Linked DNA regions of Homo sapiens: region 1 is linked to region 2. A link is a loop called in an ENCODE intact Hi-C map of the cell type or tissue named here. Cell type or tissue: GM12878. All regions are shown on one strand. Links, peaks and the distances in the headings refer to the core of each region. The heading gives the core; the rest is flanking DNA. Region 1 overlaps FLT1 (fms related receptor tyrosine kinase 1). Region 2 has its middle 30 kb from the start of FLT1.

Evidence for each region. Hi-C counts contacts between places; a loop is a spot of excess contacts. Peaks named below come from ENCODE experiments on the same cell type or tissue, not always from the same donor. Only the 100,000 strongest peaks of a DNase experiment are listed, where the experiment ranks them.
Region 1: a loop joins it to region 2, with 7 times the contacts of the local background. A loop is called at or near these places in 2 of 110 quality-filtered maps.

What each region holds. Positions count from the first base shown.
Region 1 is chr13:28,424,417-28,435,751 of GRCh38, forward strand. FLT1 (fms related receptor tyrosine kinase 1) reads right to left here. Exons shown (of 30, transcript NM_002019.4): 5 at 9,642-9,804; 6 at 9,403-9,539; 7 at 6,720-6,894; 8 at 5,634-5,751; 9 at 3,336-3,505; 10 at 2,743-2,902. Among named protein-coding and RNA genes, the nearest start is that of FLT1, 65 kb to the right of the region's middle. RefSeq lists enhancers at 5,471-5,870, 5,890-6,549. In GM12878, for the core only: a CTCF peak has its summit at 4,847; a DNase peak (open chromatin) is centred at 5,675; H3K4me3 peaks cover 2,123 bases; H3K27ac peaks cover 2,309 bases.
Region 2 is chr13:28,519,905-28,531,239 of GRCh38, forward strand. No RefSeq gene overlaps it. Among named protein-coding and RNA genes, the nearest start is that of FLT1, 30 kb to the left of the region's middle. RefSeq lists a silencer at 11,168-11,335. In GM12878, for the core only: no CTCF peak of the experiment used is centred there; a DNase peak (open chromatin) is centred at 4,307; H3K4me3 peaks cover 446 bases; H3K27ac peaks cover 1,006 bases.

The DNA.
Region 1 (11,335 bases), core at 2,589-6,588, 95 kb before region 2:
AAAACTTAGCTCGCCTTCATAGCATATTTTACTACTTTTTTTTTAAAGGGTGACATTTTCAGTTGAACTATCGGTAGTTATAATAACTTAACATATTTACATATTTATTAGACTCTAAGACACTAAATAATTTGAGTTAGGTCTGAACCTCTTTCTATAGTAGATACATTAACTGTCTGGCCATATTAAACCAATTAATAGTTTTGAGCTCCTTAAACAAGTACATTCTGTCCTCAAACTAAGCGAATGCTTTGGCCGTGGATATACATAGATACGCCCTTTCACTAGAGCCTAAAATTTAAATGCCAGGAATTATTCTACGTATTTGAGAGTAATGTGCATATATTAGTCACCCAATCTCTTTTGATGATCATGTATAGACACCAGTATGCAAATATGTTACCATATAACTCAAAATAAGTGCAATGGAGCATTTCTTACTCATGTGTTACTAAAATTCCTGTCTACAACTGAATCTAAGTTAGTCTAAGTGTATATAAATATGTTTATATAAAGACATATTTGAGAACTTTTGGTAATTAAAGAGGGTTTCATTTATCTATAAATTTTAGCTTCATCTCTCTGAGAGGGTGAAAGAGTGGTTCTGTTTATTTTCTGGTGTACAAAGTTTCTACATATATTTCTGAAACACCTCTAAGTTAACTGTACTGATTTAACCACCAAGCACCAAATCTGGGCCTCACACAGGTAGGCTACTCAATTAGTACCTGCTGACTAATGTACATCGAGCTGTCATTCTTGTACATCAAAGATGTGTACGTTTTTGGCAGATAATTTCAAGCAGCAACGTATTAAAGAAATAAAGCATATGCAACCTTAAACTTCCATTTGTGATCAGTCTTGTAAGTAGTGAAAAAAAATGCCTTGAACAGAGAATAATTCAAATGGCCAACAAACATTTAAGGTAATGCTCTGAGTCTTGAGACCATTCTGAAAGGAATAAGACATGTTTTCAGGCCTTGGCGAACTTATTCCATCACACAGAAGAGAGATCCCTTACACCACAAAGAAATTGGAAAGAAAGCTAATGTTTACAAAGTTCCATTCGAGGTGGCCTCATTCCCCAAACCATATTTTATTAGCATCACTTAAACCCAAATTTATAAATATTATGTTCTATCACCATAATTGTTATTTTCTAACATAGTTACTAGTTCTAATCCTAGATAGAATAGAAATTTTAGATTTAATATTGCCAAAACAAAATTTAAATATATTTAGAAAAGGCTCTGTTATTCCAGAAAAATTCAACTCTACACTTTTATCCGAATCTAATAGCTTCAATTATTTAGTTTTTTTTTTATTTATTTGCATGTTAGGTTGGCACATATGTCAAGACCCTAAACGGATGGGTCGATAAATATTGATGCATACCCCAAATTTGCAAAATAGTATAGAATTTCAGTAGATCTCACTGTCTTATGTGTTAAACATTCACAGTGGTAAAGAAGATATTTAAGATTTGTAAGTCTTCTCTATTTCTATTCTTAGAAAATGACAGTCAAATGAGAAATCAGATGTGTGGAAAACAGCTACTTCCCAGGAATTCCATAGCTCACCAGTAACTTTCCACTCTGAGAGTAATACACCCTAAGCAAAACGAGTTGGAATTGTGGGAAGAATCTAGAAAATCAAATAGCCACTTCTATCTGTTTATGTTAGGATTATGCTTTGTTTACTTTTCCTGTCAATCTTTTTTTTTTTTTTTTTTTGAATAACAATCCTCCTGAACACTCTGCAAGTGGAGTTAAAAGTAATAAGGAAAATAGTTTGGCATAATGATAATCCTTGGGCAGTTTCAATAATATCTTATTGTTGCACCTATCAAGTCTATTCCTGTTCTTCAAATTAGCTCCCATAAACTATCCTTAGTATCATCCCTCTAGACTAAACAAAAAGAGGAAAAAGCAAACAAGGCTCAGTCATCAACAGGATGCAAGGAAATGCTGCACAATTAGCAGAGGGTAGGGATGTATTCATTTAGCAAATATACACTAAGTATCTACTGTGTGCCAGCCTTGGCCCAGCCTAAAGACACAAGGGTGCTCTCAATCAGCTCTTAGCTTAGAGAGAGACAAACCTTTGCGCATCGAGTGATGTAACAAGGGCGTGAACAAAGTGCTGTTCATACTGAGGGGGAAGAAGTGATTCTGAATGAGGCAGTGAGGAGAGTTCACAGAGAAGGTGACGTAAGAGCTGAGCCATGGGGTTTGATAAATAAAGCCCTCTTAGGAGGCAGGCAATGGGTGGAGGTGCATTTCAGACAGATGGAAGAGCAAAGCCCAAAAGTAGGAAACATAGTGATCACTGGTGTTGGGAAGAACTTGGATCATAACCAAAGAATACAAAATGAAAAATGGGAATGCTAATGCAACTGACATAGTGGTATTGCCAAAGTCTAGGGATCTTCAGTTGAGAAACAGGAGACCAGAGTTCCAACCTGAGCTCATGTCACAGCTCATGGGAGGACCTTAGTTTTGTGCTTGTGCTTCTAAAACTGTAAACTAGAGAGAAAAATTATGAAATTGTTAGCCAGTGATAGGGTATATTCAGTAAGAAAGAAGAGTAGCTGTTGCCCACCTTTTTCCAAGGCAGGGAGAGCCTTTGCCTCAAATATACAGTACATCCCACATGCAGATTCCCATCTGCGTCCATTAAAAAATCTTAATTCCAGGTGTCAAAAAGTATTTGAAAGTTAGTAAAAAAACTGACTGTCCCTACCTTGCTTCGGAATGATTATGGTTACAGGGGTGCCAGAACCACTTGATTGTAGGTTGAGGGATACCATATGCGGTACAAGTCAGGATTTGTCTGCTGCCCAGTGGGTAGAGAGCCGGGTCTGGAAACGATGACACGGCCTTTTCGTAAATCTGGGGTTTCACTGGAAAGGAGATGAAGAACGGGACAGAAGTCAAGAGCAGTTCTAATGACTTTCTCCTGGGCCACACATGAAGGACCACATTCTCACTGGCTTTGATGTCAGGGAAACAAACAAGAAACAAAAAAACAAATAAACCCTCCTATTTGTCAAGAAAATGCAGATTTTTAAAAGTAGTAGCAGGGTTTTGAGATTATTAATAATTTGATTCCATGGTATGTACATTGTGATTACAGTGATAAAAGATCATGCCGCCTATGGAATACAACAAACAAACACGAGATTGTTAAGATGGGAACTTAACGTTAAGTGTTTTTTCAAATGATTATTTGAAATTTTGCTATCTTTGATGTTGTTACGCTGATTTTTGAATTCATAAATGTTCACTAATTTGTTGCCTACCAGAACCAGAAGAAAGTATGAACAGCAAACTTACCATTGACAATTAGAGTGGCAGTGAGGTTTTTAAACACATTTGACTGTTTTATGCTCAGCAAGATTGTATAATTCCCTGCATCCTCTTCAGTTACGTCCTTGATAATTAACGAGTAGCCACGAGTCAAATAGCGAGCAGATTTCTCAGTCGCAGGTAACCCATCTTTTAACCTGTGGTTAAAAACATGATCAGTAAGTCATTTCACACGGCCTCTCAATATCACTTTGATAACACGGTCATTGAAGTTTTTGAGCTCAAGTTGACCAATTTCAAACCTTTGATCATCAGTGTTGATTTTTAAAATGTAGGCATTAACTTTTGAGTAAAGGCAGATATGATTTTTAGACTGGGTAACACTTCATATTTATTGGCAAGGAAGAAGAAATAAAGCGAGCGAAGATAGAAAAGCAGTAGCTTAGTGTGCCCACAGGCATACTGGTGGCCACTGTGACTTAAGTATTAACCCAGAAGCAGGGGCTCTGATTCCATCCGAGATGTTTTTCAGAGTTTTCCACGAGGCTCCATCAGCAGTATAAGGGCCATTGTAAGTCAGATCAAGTAGATCACTTCTCCAGATAAAAATAAAAATAGACTTTTCTATTGTGGTCTCATGTGGAGTTCTTATTAGTTTTATAAATGGTCACACCAGTTGTCCCTTTCATAAACTAGAGTGAAATCAAGACTATCAAGATTTTTCCTCTGAGGAAGAACAGTTAAGGCACAGAAAAAAAAAAAACAGAAAGCATAAACTTAAAGAAATTTTAAAAACGTATTAAATACTGAATCGATGCATTGATATCACTCTGTTGCACACAGAACTGAGAGTCAGAGGCTTGGGTGCTTGACCTGGCTCTGCTACTCACTGCAGGCTGCTGCAAATGTGACTAACCAGTTTGGGCTCCAATTTTCTCAAATTTTCTAGAGGTTCTCAAAGTTTCCTTATAACTCTAAAATTCTATGATTTCATTAAAATGCATGGTTCTTTAAATAGGCAGTTTTAATCCATTAGGAGTTTCTTGTGTTCTGTATAAAGGTTTAATATTGGGAACTTAGTTCATTATCATGCATGATTATAAAGTCCTACAAACAAATTCCCATTACTAGTGTGTCTCAGATCCAAAGTAATTAAAATGAGGATGCTACACTTTGTGATTACAAATATTGTCTTGGTATTACTTTAAATTATTTCCTACAACAAGTCAGCATTTTTGACGGTGGATTGAATTTTTTTTTAATGCCCTTGCTACTTAGTTACTGAAGAAATCAACACTAACAGATGAGCGTGCCCTCAGACACTGGAAGAGTGAATGTACCTCCTGGAGTCATCAGATTACTATTCAATTTACTATTAAACCTAAAAATTTACTACTAAACGTTTTTGATATTCTGAAGCAAAAAAGATCATTTTTCTACTGCAATGGCATGAAGACATAGCACAAAGTTAAAATTTTCTCTTTAATTCCCTATTAAGTATTTGAGGGAACTGCAAACAAACACTGCCCTCATATGACATTGAAAGCCAAATCAGCTCTGGTTAGGGAGATTCTAAAATGGCGCCACATCCCTATTGTATGGATTGTTTTGCTAATCAGTTTTGTACTATACCCTTTGTTTAAAATGTAATGACTTGAGCCAAAGATATTGGCATTTAACAGTAATTTTGTAAAATGATTGCAGATCATAAACAGATTACATTGTTTTACATCAGGTGTTGTACCAGTGTTTTAAAAAACAACTGCTGAAGGAGGTTTTGAATATGTATCTTTCTAGCCAAAAAAAACTTAATTAGTTCAAATAGGCCCCATCGTCCCCCTCTTCAAATGAGTAAGTCTTGTCTCTATTAATGTTTGTTTAATTTTAAAACAGGACTGGAACTTTCAACCCAGCTGTATATAAAAGAATTATTTTCAGCATTCTCATTACAAGAGCCCACTTCTTCAGGGTTAATAGAGCATGTTACATATTCAAAATGCTTCCTAGTCATTGCTCAACACATCCCATTCAAAGAATGTTGACATCATAGGAAGGTTTAGAGATGCAGAAAGTTAGCCACAGTAAGAGACTAGACTGAAGCGAGCACTCAAACAAACCTCATCTCTCGCTTACCTTGCTACATTATTTCCTTTTCCCCAGCCCTTCTCACCTCCACCACCCAAGAATCTACAGAGTTCTGAGCTCTCTGGGGCTGTCTGAGGAACGTCTCTTGGTATTTTGTCAGGAATTCGAGTCATTAGGCTCTTGCAGCTTCCCACTTACAAAGTATGTCTTAAACTGTTATGGAAATAAGGATGGTCCTACCATACAACTTCCGGCGAGGGAAATGCCTTCACTTTCATAGAGAGCCGGTAAGACCGCTTGCCAGCTACGGTTTCAAGCACCTGCTGTTTTCGATGTTTCACAGTGATGAATGCTTTATCTTTGAAAGGAGAAGTGATACATACATTAGAAAAGAATAATTTCCATAAACAAAACCTTAGGGCCTCATTCAGGGAGGGTGTAATCAATGAGTAAATAAACAGAGCTGAATTATGATAGAGCCTATCAATGAGCCCAAATGTTGATCATGAATAGGATACTTTAAAAGCACTGTAATTGGTGAACGCCTTTCAAATCAAATGGTATCACGTCCTAGCCACATAAAACAGTGGCAGAGCAACAGAAAGTGAAACACCTTAAATATCTCTATCACAATAACAAAGAAGTGGGAAGATATTTCTAAAAATCTACCTGGCCACTATAAGCAAGGTGAGAAAAAGTTGCTCTGTACACCCTAAAACAACCAATTTGATATCAAAAATCAACTGGAGAAAGACAAAAGGAAATAAAGGCTACTGATAGAATTGTTCCATAGTTTCTGCCCTCCACACTGTTTCCTTTTCAGCAATGGAAATAAGGTCTTTAAGCATTTTCTTTATAGAATTTGCATACTGAAATTAAGCAACAGCATTAGGATTCCTTGAGAGTAAAAGCAGGAATAAAATAGCATTAATTCTAAATGATTTAGCATACCATATTTTTATTTCTCTAATTCATGGTAGTACCTGAGAAATTTTTCTTAGATAATAAAGATAAAACTCATCATCTTTTTCTGTTTTGTTTATACAGAACACTAAGAATTTCATAAATATATTAGGTTCTAACCGAATTATTAGCCATAATAAGCATCTAAAGAAAGGACTCTCTGTTCAATTCAAAAGTATTAAATGTAAAGAGTACTTAATGTGGTTTGCTTTTTGACAGGGGGAGGAGGGAACCATGGCCAAGCTGTATTCATTCATGATAATGTAACTCTTGGCCAACAGAAAACTGACTTATTTAGAGAACACAGACATCTACAATGATTAGAAAGCATAGCATGAGTTGGCAACGCTGAACTATGCTTACCATATATATGCACTGAGGTGTTAACAGATTTGAATGATGGTCCACTCCTTACACGACAAGTATAAAGTCCTTTGTCTTTGTTCTGCATTTTGTCAATAGTAAGAACACTGTAGAATATGTTGGCATGGGAATTGCTTTGGTCAATTCGTCGCCTTACGGAAGCTCTCTTATTTTTCTAGAAAGAAAATGTATAACAAATGTAGAAGGAGTGAGTGTTCATGCTTAAAGTTATATAGGATTTTAACATTTCTTAGATCATTAGTTCGACAACAGCTTCTGTTTTATACTAAGAATCATGTCAAATCCACCTAGAGCGTAATGTTTGGAAACTACATCTGTGTCTAGAGGTGCTTCAAATATGTAGCATAGCAGGATTTATTTAGCACTTAATTTTCTTCAAATACACTTTCACATATACTATCTCAATTGTTTGTCCCAACAACCTAATGAGATTGGCAGGCTGACTGCCCTTTTAGTGATGAAAAAACTGAAGGAAGTGATACCCTGGCCCAAGTTGGCTAGGAACTGAAGTTGTTTGAGCATAAATCTAGTGTCCTTCCTCTGGCACACACACCTCTCTACACAGTAACCTGTTCCCTAGGCATAGATATCGCACACAAACGTGGACAATCATAAGCCTTAGTTAGTGTCTGGCTTAATGACAGTGCTTCTCTCACCAAATCACCATGTGAGTTTCCTTTTTTGTCCCTACGAGATATGAAGGAAAATATAATGAGTCTTGGCTGTACTTACTAAGGTGGAATAATGCTATAGTTTCATTATTTCACTATTTGAACAGTGCTTGCCCATGTCAGCTAAATCACAGTAAATGGATCTTTAACCAAGACTTGGAAGGTGCTGTCCCAGGTTTGTCTCAGAGAAGATCAAGAATTAGCCTTAGGCTCTGCAATCTGACCTGGCCACAATGACAGTCCTGCTCACTGTTTTGAGAAGACAAGATCACATTGCCGTCTCCTTTTTTTTTTAAGCACTATATTTTATAACTAATAAGTTATTTCCACCTCTCAATCCTTCCCCATAGTCATAGGGGGCGGAGGGGAGGAGCATGGAAAAATGTCTTTGGGAGCTGTCCAGAACTGATTTTTGGATCTTGAGCTTAGTTCTCCTCTGTGCCACGTTTAATACACTTCTACCCACCTGTCCTTTTACTTCCCCATTGGAACAGACAGACACATGTTGAGGCCATTTTCTTCATTCTCAGCAATAACCAGAGAGAAAAGTCAATTGCCACTATCAAAAGTCAGAGAACTAGTCCCCTAACGTAACAGACTGAGGGAGCTTTCTGCAGCTCTATTTATACAGGTACTACTTCCTTTGCCAAGCTGAGTAACACTGGTATTGCTTCTGACTTGGGAAAGAACTCATCCTGTGTTTTAGAATTGCTTCGCCCAGTACTGCAGCCACCAGCCACGTGTGGCTATTAAAATTAAATGAAATCAAAAATTCATTTCCTCAGTCACACTAGTCACATTTCAAGTGCTCATCTGCCATATGTGGCTAGTGGCACAGTACTGGAGCACAAATACGGGATATTTCCATCACAGAAAGTTCTGCTGGACAGTGCTGTTTTAGAAGATTATTAGCATTTAATAGATGTGTTGTAGATACTCTTACTTACAGCAGCAATGCTAGCAGGATAAAAGTTTCTTCCCTCTTGGCACTTACGGAGAATATTTGATTTCTATTAAAACCCAGAAAATATTGCTACAAGCCATAGCATTTTTATTTAAATGAAACAATACCTCTCCTAGAGAATAGTTTATGACTGATAAGTCCTTAATGTGTCCCTACAGGGCACTCGTTACACGTTTTTGTTGCTAAGTTATTCCATTTCCATGGCGAGAAATGTCGATGAAAAACAACACTAGCTTGAGGCTGATGCATTAATCTTTCATACATAATTTAATCATAAATTGACTTTGTAATTGGGCAATCTGAACGACATAACAAATGATTGTACTTGAGATATGCCGCATAAATCATGCTGACACACAAGAAATGGGGGCTAGAACTACTGTCAAAATTTCCGTAACAGTTTATCATAGTTTCCCCATCTATACATTTTTAAAACAATTATTGTTTGCAAGGATGTTCGATTTGAATAAGGGAACCCAACGCAGGCTTCATTCTTCTCATTTTTCTGAAGGACAGAATTGCTCCCCTGACACTTAACAAATGGAATATTGGATGGCTGGGTTGTAATATCTTTTCCAAACATGCTCCAATCAGGTGCCTGACTGTCTGCCAGTATCTTAAATGAATGCGCTGACAGAGACAGCCTCCTGGAAAGTTGTTGTTGTTGTTACAAAAGGCAGTCCCTGCCTGGCATTTGGTGATAAATTTCTCTCTCATCTCTAAATCCTACAGAGTAGTTTCCAAGAATGAAACAATCCCTTTTCTTCCACCTAGAATCATGCAATAGAAATACCAGTCTACACTCTTCAAAACAAAACCCCCAGACATCAAAAGACAGTATCTATGCATATCACACTCATGAAATGCCAGGCAAAGAAAGCACTCAAACCAAACCCAAAGCTTCTTTATTGACTAACACTGCCACAGGAGTCAGGATTTTCTGATTTTTCCCATCTCAAAACCCCTGCGGGATTTCACTTGCTTAAAATACTGTCCTGCAGAAGAAATAGAAAAATGGGTCACTCACTTCATCAGGGTAACTCCAGGTCATTTGAACTCTCGTGTTCAAGGGAGTGGTAGCAGTACAATTGAGGACAAGAGTATGGCCTCTAAGTAATTTGACTGGGCGTGGTGTGCTTATTTGGACATCTATGATTGTATTGGCTGCAAGCATAAGAGAGAAATTTTTTAAAATTAAGATTTCATTACACAGATAAAAATACAGAGCACTTCGGCTTATGTTCATGCCTTTGAAGCATCACTTACTTTGTCGATGTGTGAGATAGTTTGTCTTATACAAATGCCCATTGACTGTTGCTTCACAGGTCAGAAGCCCTATTTCTTTGTACGTTGCATTTGATATGATGAAGCCCTTTCTACTGTCCCAGATTATGCGTTTTCCATCAGGGATCAAAGTGTCAAGTGGAAACTGAAAAGGAAGAGGCATGCATTAACAAGGTCCTATTAGCACTGGTTGGCAATACTGTTTCACCAGCAGTTTGTGAAAACATGATTTTTCATCTAAAATGAAAATAGTAAAACTTTGTAGTTTGCTTATAACAAACTAGGTTAAAAACTCTAGTTTGTTATAATTGGTTCTTGAGTTTTTTTGCATATAGCAAAAGATATTTGCATTATGATAAATTATAGTAATTATGATAATTTACTATCAGCCTTGGCAACAAGTGGCATCTACCCAGGATAGACCTACTTGTCATGTCAGACTTTCAGTTGGAGCCCATAACTCTTTGGCCTCCGGGAATCTTCATAATAAGCTGGTCAGACACTCAATAGACAAACCAATTAAGAGGCCGGGCGTGGTGGCTCACGCCTGTAATTCCAGTACTTTGGGAGGCCGAGGTGGGCGGATCACCTGAGGTTAGCAGTTAGAGACCAGCCTGGCCAACATGGTGAAACCCCGTCTCTACTAGAAATACAAAAATTAGCTGGGCATTGTGGCAGGCGCCTGTAATCCCAGCCTCTCGGGAGGCTGAGGCAGGAGAATCGCTTGAACCCGGGAGGCAGAGGTTGCAGTGAGCTGAGATCACACCACTGCACTCCAGCCTGGGTGATAGAACGAGACTCTGTCTCAAAAACAGAGAGAGAAACCAATTAGCATTTTTTTTCTACCGGGGCTGCCAGATTATTCTCATTTGTTTTCATCATCCAGCGCTTTTAACAAGCCATAGTTTTTCCTCCCATTTTGCATAGTTTACTGAAGAAGTGGCTGTCTTCAAAAGAGTGTAAATAATTCCAGGTCCTCCAAGATTCATAACATTAACTCAGCACTCACTGGGGCTGTCATTCTGACGATCCTGCTGTGTCACAAGGAAGGCATCAGCTCTGCCTCTGGAAAGGAAACTCCCAGAAGCTGAAGCTGCTGATGGTGAAGGCAGCCTCGGAGGCCAGAGACTCTGCAATGAATGAAGTGCTCTCTAATGCTCAGAAGTATTCCCAAGCACGGTGAGTCCAAACAGAAGAAAATAATCCATGATCTGACTTTCTCCTTATGCCTTCTTCTGACATCAAGAATGTAACATTTAAAGACTACAAGATAAACACTCTGCCTTGGGATTAAACTTTATTTATAAAGGGTCATTGCTCCATAAAGTGGCCCAGCCAAATTCCCCTGATGCCAGGTTGCCAGCCCAATTTCAGTGGTGGTAGACTCCCAACTACCACTATTCCTTATTCCCAGTTGAAAAAGGGGGAAAAAAATCAAATTACCTTCCCCCAACAGATTATAAAGGAAATACCAAACAGCCACAAAGAAGCTCGAAACCTTTTCTATCGCCTTTTAAAAAGTACACCTGGCATCCCTCGCTCTATCCAGTTATCATTTATTTCTATTGCTTGCTGAAGGCGCTGATCTGGATTTGTGATCCTATGGCAGAGATTTCTAGTCCAGAAGCCACTAGTGCCTCTCTTCCAGGGACTATGCCTACATCGGAATGTATTAC
Region 2 (11,335 bases), core at 2,600-6,599:
GACAAAAATCCACATTTTTTTTTTTTTGAGACGGAGTCTTGCTCTGTCACCCAGGCTGGAGTGGAGTGGTGCAATCCCGGCTCACCGCAACCTCTGCCTCCCAGGTTCGAGCAATTCTTCCCGCTTCATCCTCCCAAGTAGCTGGGATTACAGGCACCCACCATTATGCCCTGCTAATTTTTGTATTTTTAGTAGAGACAGGGTTTCGCAACGTTGGCCAGGCTGTCCTGGAACTCCTGACCTCAAGTGATCTGCCCACCTCAACCTCCCGATGTGCTGGGATTATAGGCGTGAGCCATCTTGTCTGGCCAAAAATCACAATTTTTAAAATTTTTATTTTTTAATTGTAAATTGACAGATCATAGTTGTATATATTTATGCATCCAAAGTCATGTTATGAATTTATGAATATAGTATGAATACAATGTGGAATTATTAAATCAAGTTAATTAACATACCCATCACTTCAAACACTTACTTTTTGTGGTAAGAACATTTGAAATTTTCTCAGTGATTTTGAAATGTACACTACATTATTTACCACATTCACTACTCTGTGCAATATATCTCAAAGAAAACAACTTGCTCTTTTCATCTACTGTGACCCTCTACCCTTTACCTTCATCTCTCCATCCTGCCTCCCGGCTGCATTCAATAACCACCATCCTACTCTCTGTCTCTTTGAGTTCAATTGTTTTTAGATCTCACATATAAGCAAGAACATGTGGTATCTGTCTTTCTGCACCTGGTTTATTTCATTTAGCACAATGTTCTCCAATTCGGTCCATCCATGTTGTCACAAAGACAACATTTCTTCCTTTTTAAAGGCTGAATAATACTCTACTGTATATATAATACCATGTTTTCTTTATCCATTCATTATTGATGGATACTTAGGCTGATTTCATAACTTGGCTATTGAGAATAGTGTTGCAATGTACATGGGGAGGAGATATCATTCCCACATGCTGATTTCACACTTTTTGAGAAAATATCCAGCAACACGATTGCGGGATCATATGGTAGTTCTATGCTGGATCATATGTAGTTCTTTAAGGAGACTCTATATTGTTTTCCATTATGGCTGTGCTTATTTACATTCCCACCAACAGTATGCAAGGGTCTCCTTTTCTTCACATCCTCACCAACACTTATCTTTTACAATAGCCATTTTAACAGGTGTGGGGGTGCTATCCCATTGTGGTTTTCATTTGTAATTTCCCAAATGATTAGAGATGATGAACATTGTTTCACGTATCTGTTGGCCATTCGTATGTCTTCTTTTGAGAAATGTTTGGGTTTCTTGCCCATTTTAAAATCAGATTATTTTCTTTCTATAGAGTTGTTTGAGTTCCTTATATATTTTGGATAGTAATCCCTTTTCAAATGTATGGCTTTCAAATATTTTCTCCCAATTCGTAGACGGTCTCTTTACTCTGTTAATTGTTCCTTTCTTGTGGAAAAATAATCCATTTGATGTTTCAGTCAGATTGACTGATGATTCTACTGTCTTGAACCCTTGTTAGGCTTCTTGGCATATCTACATATTGTTTGGTATCCATATGTTTTGAAAGAAAAAAGAGTAATAAAGATAATTTGAAGAATATTTCACTGTATAATAACTAAGAAAATAGAATATGTATTCTGATTTTTTAAAAAAAGAAGTTGCAATTGATTGGCTCAGAAAAACAAAATGCCAGAAAACATATTTGAATGTTTACAAAAGCAGCTGGGCATGATGTCTCACGCCTGCATTCCCAGCACTTTGGCAGGCTGAGGCAGGCAGATCACCTGAGGTCAGGAGTTCCAGACCAGCCTGACTAACATGGTGAAGCCCTGTCTCTACCAAAAATACAAAAATTAGCCGGGCATAGTGGTGGGCGCCTGTAACCCCAGCTACTCGGGAGGCTGAGGCAGGAGAATCACTTGAACCCGGGAGGCAGAAGTTGCAGTGAGCCGAGATTTCACCATTGCACTCCAGCTTGGGCAACAGAGCGAGATTCTGTCTCAAAATAAATAAATAAATAAGAAAAAAGAAAGCTTACCATTATTTTAAAAAAGTAACATTTTTACTAGAAATATTATCATCAACAATGCACTTGATAAGTCCCCAAGAAAGAGAAAGACATTAAGGGAAAATCCATAGGTGCACAGCCAGCTTCGGGGGCATGCAACCGTTCAGTTGCACAGAACCCCGGGCTCAGAAGGGCTCCATACTTGGTTTCATGCTCTGCTGTTGCCATCTTGATATTCTTAATGCTTTTTTTTTTTTTAGAAAGGTTGGTGGGGTGGGCTCCACATGTTCATTTTGCACTGGGCCTTGCAAATCATGTAGCCGGAACTTCACAGATGGGTAACTAAAGTGGTCAACCGGCTAGCTCTATTGGTCCGTGAAGATGGCAGACACAATGGGGATTCCTCTGGAAAGAAGATAATACGGACATGGTTCAAACCCACAAGGCTGTGAAGAGTGTCTGATCATAGATTTTTTTCTCATCATGTCCTTACCATGAAACTTGAAGGTGGGAATTTTATGACCAAGGCTACTCTGGCAGGATAGAGGCTGGAAGGCTATTTCTCTCAAAGTATAGGCCACTGAGCAACTCAAACTATTCCCATTCTCAATATTTTAATCCCAAATTAAGCTACGAAAACTATGAAGCATTATCTTGAAGGGGAATATAAGTTATAAAAATTGATCACATGATTGTGGGAGGAGGGTACAGGCATGCCAAACCAATAGTATATATTCCTACAACACCAACACCCCTCACCCCAAAACCCTTCTCAGCCTGGTCCTCAATGATGGGAAATGAGGCAGAGGGAGCCTAGCTTAGTGCAATTCAGCCCACGGATAGCTCTGTCAATTAACTCATCAATGCTCTGTATTGACCAGAACATCAGAGCCTTGGTCTGGAAGGTTGTATAGGCATGTTTTCAAATGCAATTTGATGTTGAAGAATATTCTGGATAACAATGTGAACAACCGTTTATGTCCTTACCACCAAACCAGGAATTCTATAAGCACAACTTAGCAGACAATGAAAACTGAATCTCAGAGAAGTGAAGCAATTTGTACAGGATCGTGCACAAGTAAGTGGTAGAGCAGGAACTCAAGTGCAAGTTCTTTGTCCTCTGCCACACTGTTGGTGGGCCCACAGCCCGGGCATGCTTCCCGTCTCGTGAAGCCGACACCATAAATGGTAATTGGTGTGAGACCTTCGAGCTGGGCAGACTGAGAATTAGGCACATTTTGACATTTTTATCCTCATGTGTTCTAAGCATTCGCATCCAGAAAATTATTGCCAGGAAGACACAGATGCATTCTCCATCCCAAAGAGATGCTATTGAAAGGTGTTCATGGCATTAAGTTAGGAAATAAAAATGACTTCCTGATTAGGCTGATTATCCATTCAAGAAATATAGGAGTGCCTATTGTGAGTCATTTGTCCTCCAAGATCCTTAAAACCCAGTAGGCGGTTTTTTCTCTTGAATAGTTTAGATCGAAAGTTTATCAACTATATTTCTGTGAAATTCTTGTGCCTAGGAATTACACCAAGATTTTTAGCAGAAATTTACCAAAAATACTAAATTAATGGGACCTTTCCACTATTTTAAAATTATACGCATGTGTTGGGACAGAGGGTATATAAGAAATCTCTGTGCTTTCCAATCAATTTTGTTGTGAACCTAAAACTGCTCCTAAAAAATAAAGTCGGCTGGACGCAGTGCTCCTGTGATCCCAGCACTTTGGGAGGCCGAGGCGAGCAGACCATGAGGTCAAGAAATCGAGACCATCCTGGCCAACATGGTGAAACCCTGTCTCTACTAAAAATACAAAAATTATCTGGCCATGGTGGTGTGCCTGTAGCCCCAGCTACTCAGGAAGCTGAGGCAGAAGAATCGCTTGAACCTGGGAGGCAGAGGTTGCAGTGAGCCGAGATCACGCCACTACACTCCAGCCTAGCAACAGAGCAGGACTCGGTCTCAAAAAAAAAAAAAAAAAAAAAAAAAAAAAAAAAAAAAAAACCTAGTAAGACAATTTTTTAAACCTATTTTTTAAGTCAACCTACAGTTTCTCAATTCACTATTTTAAGAGTATTACAAACTTGACTCTCCACTATTTTTAGAATTCACAGAAATCTGAGGCACAATTTCTTCAGTATTTCCCAGGGTCTGTCAAAGAATTACAAGATATTACTACCATAAGTTAAAATGCTACAAAACGTCATTATGTGTTAAAAGAAAATTAGAGGGCATATGTGGGAAGTGACACAAATGAAAAGAGGAAGACATAAACCTAAAAGTGGTGAGTAATCTAGCAAGTTAAAAACTGTACCATAGTCTCACTATTTATAGAATGCACGTACCGTAACACTCAATTCTCATTCATAACCTTTTTCCACCAACTTTGTTGAATTTGATTGCATGAGCAACAGTTACTCACCTTCTCACTCATCTTGGGAATTTTCTTTATTTTTTTCTTTCTTTACATTTTTATTGACAAATAATAATTGTACACATTTATGATGTACGACATGAGTTTTTCAAATACGTACCCATTGTAAAATGGTTCAATTACGCTAATTAACATATGTATTCCCTCACATACTTACTATTTGTTTGTGGTGAGAACACTTAAAATCTACTGTCTCAGCAATTGTCAAGCATACCCTGCGTTGTTACTAACTATAGACACCATGTTGTACATTAGGGCTCTTGAACTTGGTCCTCTGTCAAACCTCTTGAGAATTATCCTTATGGAGATGTCTTCATTTCATAAAAACCTTTTCTAAATTTGCCTTTATGTTTTTGTCTATAAAATTAGAAGAATGTAAAAGAGTTTTTAGTTCCTGAGACAAAGCAGGCTTCAGATTCTCCACAAGAGCTCTGAGGAGTCTTTGATGCCAAGTGGAGACCAAAATAACCAGGTAAGCGAGATGGCAGAGGAAGTGGGGGTGACTGGGATTTAGATCTCATGGGATCCCAGAAAACCTGCACATGTGGCTTCCCAAAGGGGAGCCTGGATGACCTTGGCACCTAGAGCCATGAGGCAAGGAAGCTTAGGATCCCATCTCCATCACTGGCCAGTTGGGTTATCTCAGCAAGAGACACAACTTCATGAGCTTCAGTCTCCTCATTTGCAACACAGGGATAAAAACAGTGCATCTCTCACAGGGTGACAGGAAGGAAAAGGCATGCAGGTGCTCAATGCGATGAGCAAGTTGTAAACGGATGGTACTTATAGTCATTAGGATGCTCCCGTTACAATGTTGCATCTGTCAACTCACTGCTTGTATCTCTTCATGGTTTAAATTTTCAAAAGACTGAATCTTGCTGGTTCAGTCAAGTCTGTGAATTGGTTTGCCCTAGGTGGGATGAGGTGTGTGTGTTTGTGTGTGTGTGTGCACGCACACACTCAGAGGGGTATACCAGAATATCAGATATCTGAACATGAACTCTAGTATCAAATAGCAAATCGTTAAAAAACATGGCCAAAATATAAAATCTTCTGATTGGCAAGAAGACAACTGTGGTTTCCATGTTGCTGCCTGCATGTGCTGTTTCTCCCTCTTTGTTCAGGGCCATTGGGAGGCATAATGCACTGAATGTCTATGTCTCCCCCAAAATTCATATGTTCAAACCCTAATCTCAATGTGATGGTAGTAAGAGGAGGCACCTTTGGGGGATAATTAGGGCATGAGGGTGGAGCTCTCACGTATAGGACTGTGCATTTGTAAGAAGTGGCCAGAGAGCTCCCTTGCTGTCTTTTCTCCTGGTGAGGACATACCCAGGAGGCAGTCATCTGCAAGCCAGGAAGAGAGCCCTTAGCAGAACCTGACCATGCTGACCCCCTGATCTGAGACATCCACCTCTGCAACTGTGAGAAATAAATATTTGTTGTTTAATCCTTAGCCTATGGTGTTTAGTCTATGGTGTTTTTTTATAGAAGCCCAAGCGGACTAAGACAGGATGGAAACAAAGAGGGCAAGAGAGAGACAAGGAAGCCATATATATGTGTGTGTGTATATATATATAGCTCCCGCTACACTGGTGGAGGACAGCCTTTCTGTTATAATGTTCCAGAGCTTATACAGAGGAGAGTCTGGTGGAGAATGATGCAGGACTGAAAACCAAAGCCAAGAGGGGTTTGAGATGTGTGAGAAAGGTGTTTTCAACTCAAATATATACATGGAAACAGAGACTGAAAACAGCTACAGATTGGTGACAAGGTAACTGAATTGTATTTATTACTATATCTTTTCCAGATGTTTTATTTAATTAAATCATGTTTTAAGTAATTAAATCAGTATAAACTAATTTACAGACCCTAAACTAATTAGGACAGGGTAGAGCTATTCAGAAGTTTAAACAAAATATTATAAGACATTGCCAGTAGGAAGTCAACATATTGCTCTTTAATATTCAAGTTTAAGATGGGCATGGTGGCACAGGCCTTGTAATCCCAGCTATTTGGGTGGCTGAGGCAGGAGAATCACTTGAACCCGGGAGGCGGAGGTTGCAGTGAGCCGAGATCAGGCCAGTGTGCTCCAGCCTGGGAGACAGAGTGAGACTCCTGTTTCAAAAAAAGAAAAAAATACAAAATACAAAAATTAGCCGGGCGTGGTGGCACGTGCCTGTAATCCCAGTTATTTAAGAGGCTGTGGTGGGAGGATCACTTGAACTCAGGAGGCAGAGACTGCAGTGAGTCAAGATCACACCACTGCATTCCAGCCTGGGCAACAGAGTGAGACCCTGGCTAAAAAAATAAAATAAAATAAAATAATAAAAATTAAAAAAATTCACATTTAAGATTTTTAAAGAATGTTTACTACATTGGATTTCTATATTAAGAACTTTATTGGCTGGGTGCGGTGGCTCACATCTATAATCCCAGCACTTCTCGAGGCCAAGGCAGGGGGATCACTTGAGGTCAACTGTTCAAGATCAGCCTAGCCAACATGGTGAAACCCCACGTCTACTAAAAATACAAAAATTAGTTGGGTGTGGTGGCATGTGCCCGTAATCCCAGCTATTCAAGAGGCTGTGGTGGGAGGATCACTTGAACCCGGGAGGCAGAGGTTGCAGTGAGCTGAGATCTTACCACTGCATTCCAGAGTGAGACCTTGCCTAAAAAAAAAAAAAAAAATTCATGTTTAAGATTTTTAAAGAATGTTGTTTACTACATTGAGTTTCTATATTAAGAACATCATTGGCCCAGCGTGGTGGCTCATGCCTGTAATCTCAACATTTTGGGAGGTGGAGGTGGGTGGATCGCTTGAACCTAGGAGTTCGAGACCAGCCTGGCGCAACCTCATCTCTACTAAAAATACAAAAAATTAGCCGGGAGGGGTGGCGCGTGCCTGTAGTCACAGCTACTCAGGAGGCTGAGGTGGGCAGATCTCTTGAGCCCAGGAAGTTGGGGCTGCAGTGAGCCCAGATCACAACACTGCACTCCAGCCCGGGAAATGACAGTGAGACCCTGCCTCAAAAATAAATAAATAAATAAATAAATAAATGAGAAGAACTTCATCTTTTATAAGTGTAATTTATTAAAGGCATGCTATAGTCTTGGACTCAGTGATTTTTACTTACGGGAGAATCTAGGCATTGAAAAATCTAAGGTACTACTGCTCACCTGCTTCCAATGTGGCAGCTTGCTTAAACTGTGAGCAGGATTCCAGGAGGAAACAAACTGACTGGAATCTAGCCTTGCAGACCCAAACCTGCAAGGCGATCGCAAACAAACCCGCAAGGCCATCGCAAACATCCCTAGGTATTTCAAACCTCATTAGGATTCACATGTTTCTTTTTTTTAAGGTGCCATAACTAGGACTCTCTATTGATTTTTTTTTTTTTAACGTAGATCTACCTTTGTTCAGAGAGATTTTTGAGCTTGCCACTGGGTCCCAGGGGGGAAGTGGTCAGACCGTTGCAAAAGCAGCAGCAAGTGAAAAAGAGGAAGGCCCCAGCAAAGGAGCGGAACAGAGGCCGGGAGAGGCGACCCTGCCGACGATGCTCATGTCAGAGGGGCGTCCACAGTTGATCATAATCTTTTCAAGTCCAGGAAATTAATCAGCAATGGGAAAAGGAGTCTAAGATGAATAAAAGGATGTCCGACAATGTGGGCAGAACAGCATGCTAAGAAATCTGGGTGGGCATATTCCATAGGAAAGTGTAATAGTAGGCAGGAGGCAGCTGTGGGGCTAGCAACCAGTCCCCAGCCTCAGGATGAAAGATCTAGAAAAAGGGACCTGGCAAAGGCCCTAGAAGAAGATCACTGGGCAGGAAACCAGGACCAGATCTGAGGTCTAGGAATAGAGCGGGGAAATGGGGAGGGAGGAGGACACCTCAAGTAGCAAGGGATAGTTTGTCGTTAAGTCCTCGAACTGATTTATTTCATATAGACCTCTATTGACAAGGAACAGCTTTCCTGATAGTTTCAGCAATGCGTGGGAAAATAAAAGGTCCATAGTAACCTACACAAGGTAAACCAACATGAATAGCCCACCAGAAGGCAAGGTGAAGGCGAGCTGAAACCATTCTTCAGGTGCTAGATGCTGAGGAGCCTTGGAGACCTCCTAGCTGAAGGTTATCAAAGAAACACAACTCAATAAGCCTCTGCCTTGTTAAGTTTAAGTTCTGCTAATCTTTTTGTGAGAAGACTGTGGGGACTAACCTGCCTCTGTGCTGGCAGCGATAAAGTGAATTGGAAATGCCAGTAGGGTGTGTGGACAGATGGAGACAGGCATCTGGAGCTGCTGGGGACAGACAGCTATTTCTGTTGAAGAGAACAAAAGATGCAAAGAGTCCCTTTTCCCCACTCCCCTCCAACTCTGAGCATTTCTTCTCTGAAACGTTTTCTTTTCTTTCTCATTCATAGAATATAAACTATGTTCAGAAAAAAAATAAGAGTTGATGATAGGGGAAGTTCACTCCTGAATATCTTCCTCCACTATTCATTGGTTTGGGATTGCAACCTGCCTTTGCCCATTGCTGTCATTCTTCAGAGGTAGATGTTTGCAAAAATGTCCAGAGCAGCTGGACCTCAAATCTAAAATTGCTGTAGTAGAAGACTCTCCTCCACTGATCCCTTGAAGCACATCCATGGAATGCCATTGGAAAACTGCCACTGGAGGGCATTAGACATCATTTAATTTGCTCCATGATGACTTTTGACCTCTGAATTCATTTCACATGGATGACCAGGCTAGTCCCATCGTCACCCTCAGACACTTATTTGTCTATTTCTAGGGGCAGAAAACAGTGCAAGCCTTGCAGATATAAGGCGATCCTTTAAGGGGCTCGCAATCTAGTTGGGACACATATATAAAAAGATAACAACTACAGTAGGTTCCAATCAAAGTAGCACATTATATGTAAAAGCCACAGCAACACAGCTCTCAGGGGCAGCAAGCATTTTGCAAAAACAGAGAGAACTCTCCCAAGAAGGTGAACTCACAATATCACAGGGTCTTATACACTCTGCTGCCCTAACTCTCACTTCATCTTGGCTAAGCATAGGAGTGAACTACATTTTTCATTATTAAAGATATGTATTAAACAATTAGGATATGCCCAATTTATACTATTTAGGGATTGTTCCACTTCGTTTTCCCCAAATCTATTTCTACAGACCAGGAGCTATAATTTTTTCCCCTAAGCTTATAAATAAAATAACGCCGGGTGCGGTTGCTCATGCCTGTAATCCCAGCACTTTGGGAGGCTGAGGTGGGCGGATTACCTGAGGTCAGGAGTTCGAGACCAGCCTGACCAACATGGAGAAACCCCATCTGTACTAAAAATATAAAATTAGCCGGGTGTGGTGGCGCATGCCTGTAATCCCAGCTACTGGGGAGGCTGAGGCAGGATAATTGCTTGAACCCAGAAGGTGGAGGTTGCGATGAGCAGAGATGGTGCCATTGCACTCCAGCCTGGGCAACAAGAGCTAAACTCCATTTCAATAAATAAATAAATATAAATAACATGATTACATGTAAACAAAAAATAGAATATGATCATTTATTCATTCATTCATCCGTTCAAGAAGCACTAAGTGGCCTTGGCTTTTACTGCTGGCTTGACTCAGCTCTGTTGGGCAAAGGGCAGAGGACTAAGCAACTGGGAGTGAAGCAATTAGAGGATGATTTTCACATTATAAAGAGTCCCAGAGGGTTCCTTTTAGTGTGCTTCCCCAGGGGATTTAAATATTTAAATATTGTTATACAGATCCTTAAGTCTTGCAGCTGGGGAAGATGGGAAGGACAGCTGAGGGTGGTCAGGCAAAAAGCAAAGATTTAAATCTGAAGGGTCAGAGGCCACTGCTAAGAACTGATCTCTAATTCCAATACTAGTTATGCCCTACCAATATATAGCTTAGAAAGTCCGCAAAGCACTTCTTCGACCTTCTCTCTTTTGGTAGTCATGATGATAAACTCTAAACTTGAAGGTTTAAAATGTGATGGGAAGTAACATTTTCCAAAATTGAAATCACACAAAATGTTTGAAGAGTTTGTCTGTGGCAAAAAGAGATTAACGAGAAGGACAGCGTATCTATGACAGATTTCACACATAGCTTCCATTTTCTTTCTCATCGAGGGTGGGGTGGGGAGCGTGGGATGGTGGTGGTATTGCAGTTACTAAACACATATTGTATGTGTGTAGCATGTTTGTGTGTACACACATGTGGTACATATAAAACAGTGTGCATGTCATATATACATGCAAATTCTGTGTGTATGCTCAACAGTCAGATGATAGTGTTCCCAGCGTGCAAACGGGAACAAGATATGGTGGTAGGGGTGTCCAGGAGAGGCAAGAATGTCTACATATTTCATATACATTTATAGCGATACAGAACCTACTATGTGAAATGCCCAGGCCTCTAAGCCCAGAAAATGCAGAAACAAAATAGACCTTTCCCTGCCTCTCCGAGTTTGCAATCTAGTGCTCTTCCACTAGAGCACCCAGGACACTATATGCAGCAATTCAGGGCAGAATGATACCAATACCAAAATAGAAGTACTTAGTGGAATAGGAGAATATTAACTAGTAGTTTTGTGGGGCCAAATGTTGTTCAGACTTGTAAATGTGAGGACGACCTAGACAAGTCAGCCCATTGCCCAAGCTTGGCATGCTCTGAGCAGACAGCTAGCAGCTGCAGAGGTAGGGGTTTCTGGGCAGTCGGGAGCCCCTTCTGCCAAGTTCCCCTTCCCAACAGATCGAGAGCTCGGAGGCTTGGCACGGTCGGTCCCGATGGCCCCAGCGGGAGGGTCACGGTTGAGACAGCAGCCCCATCTCATTGTTTAAGGCCGGGGCTTCCTCTTTTGGCGGA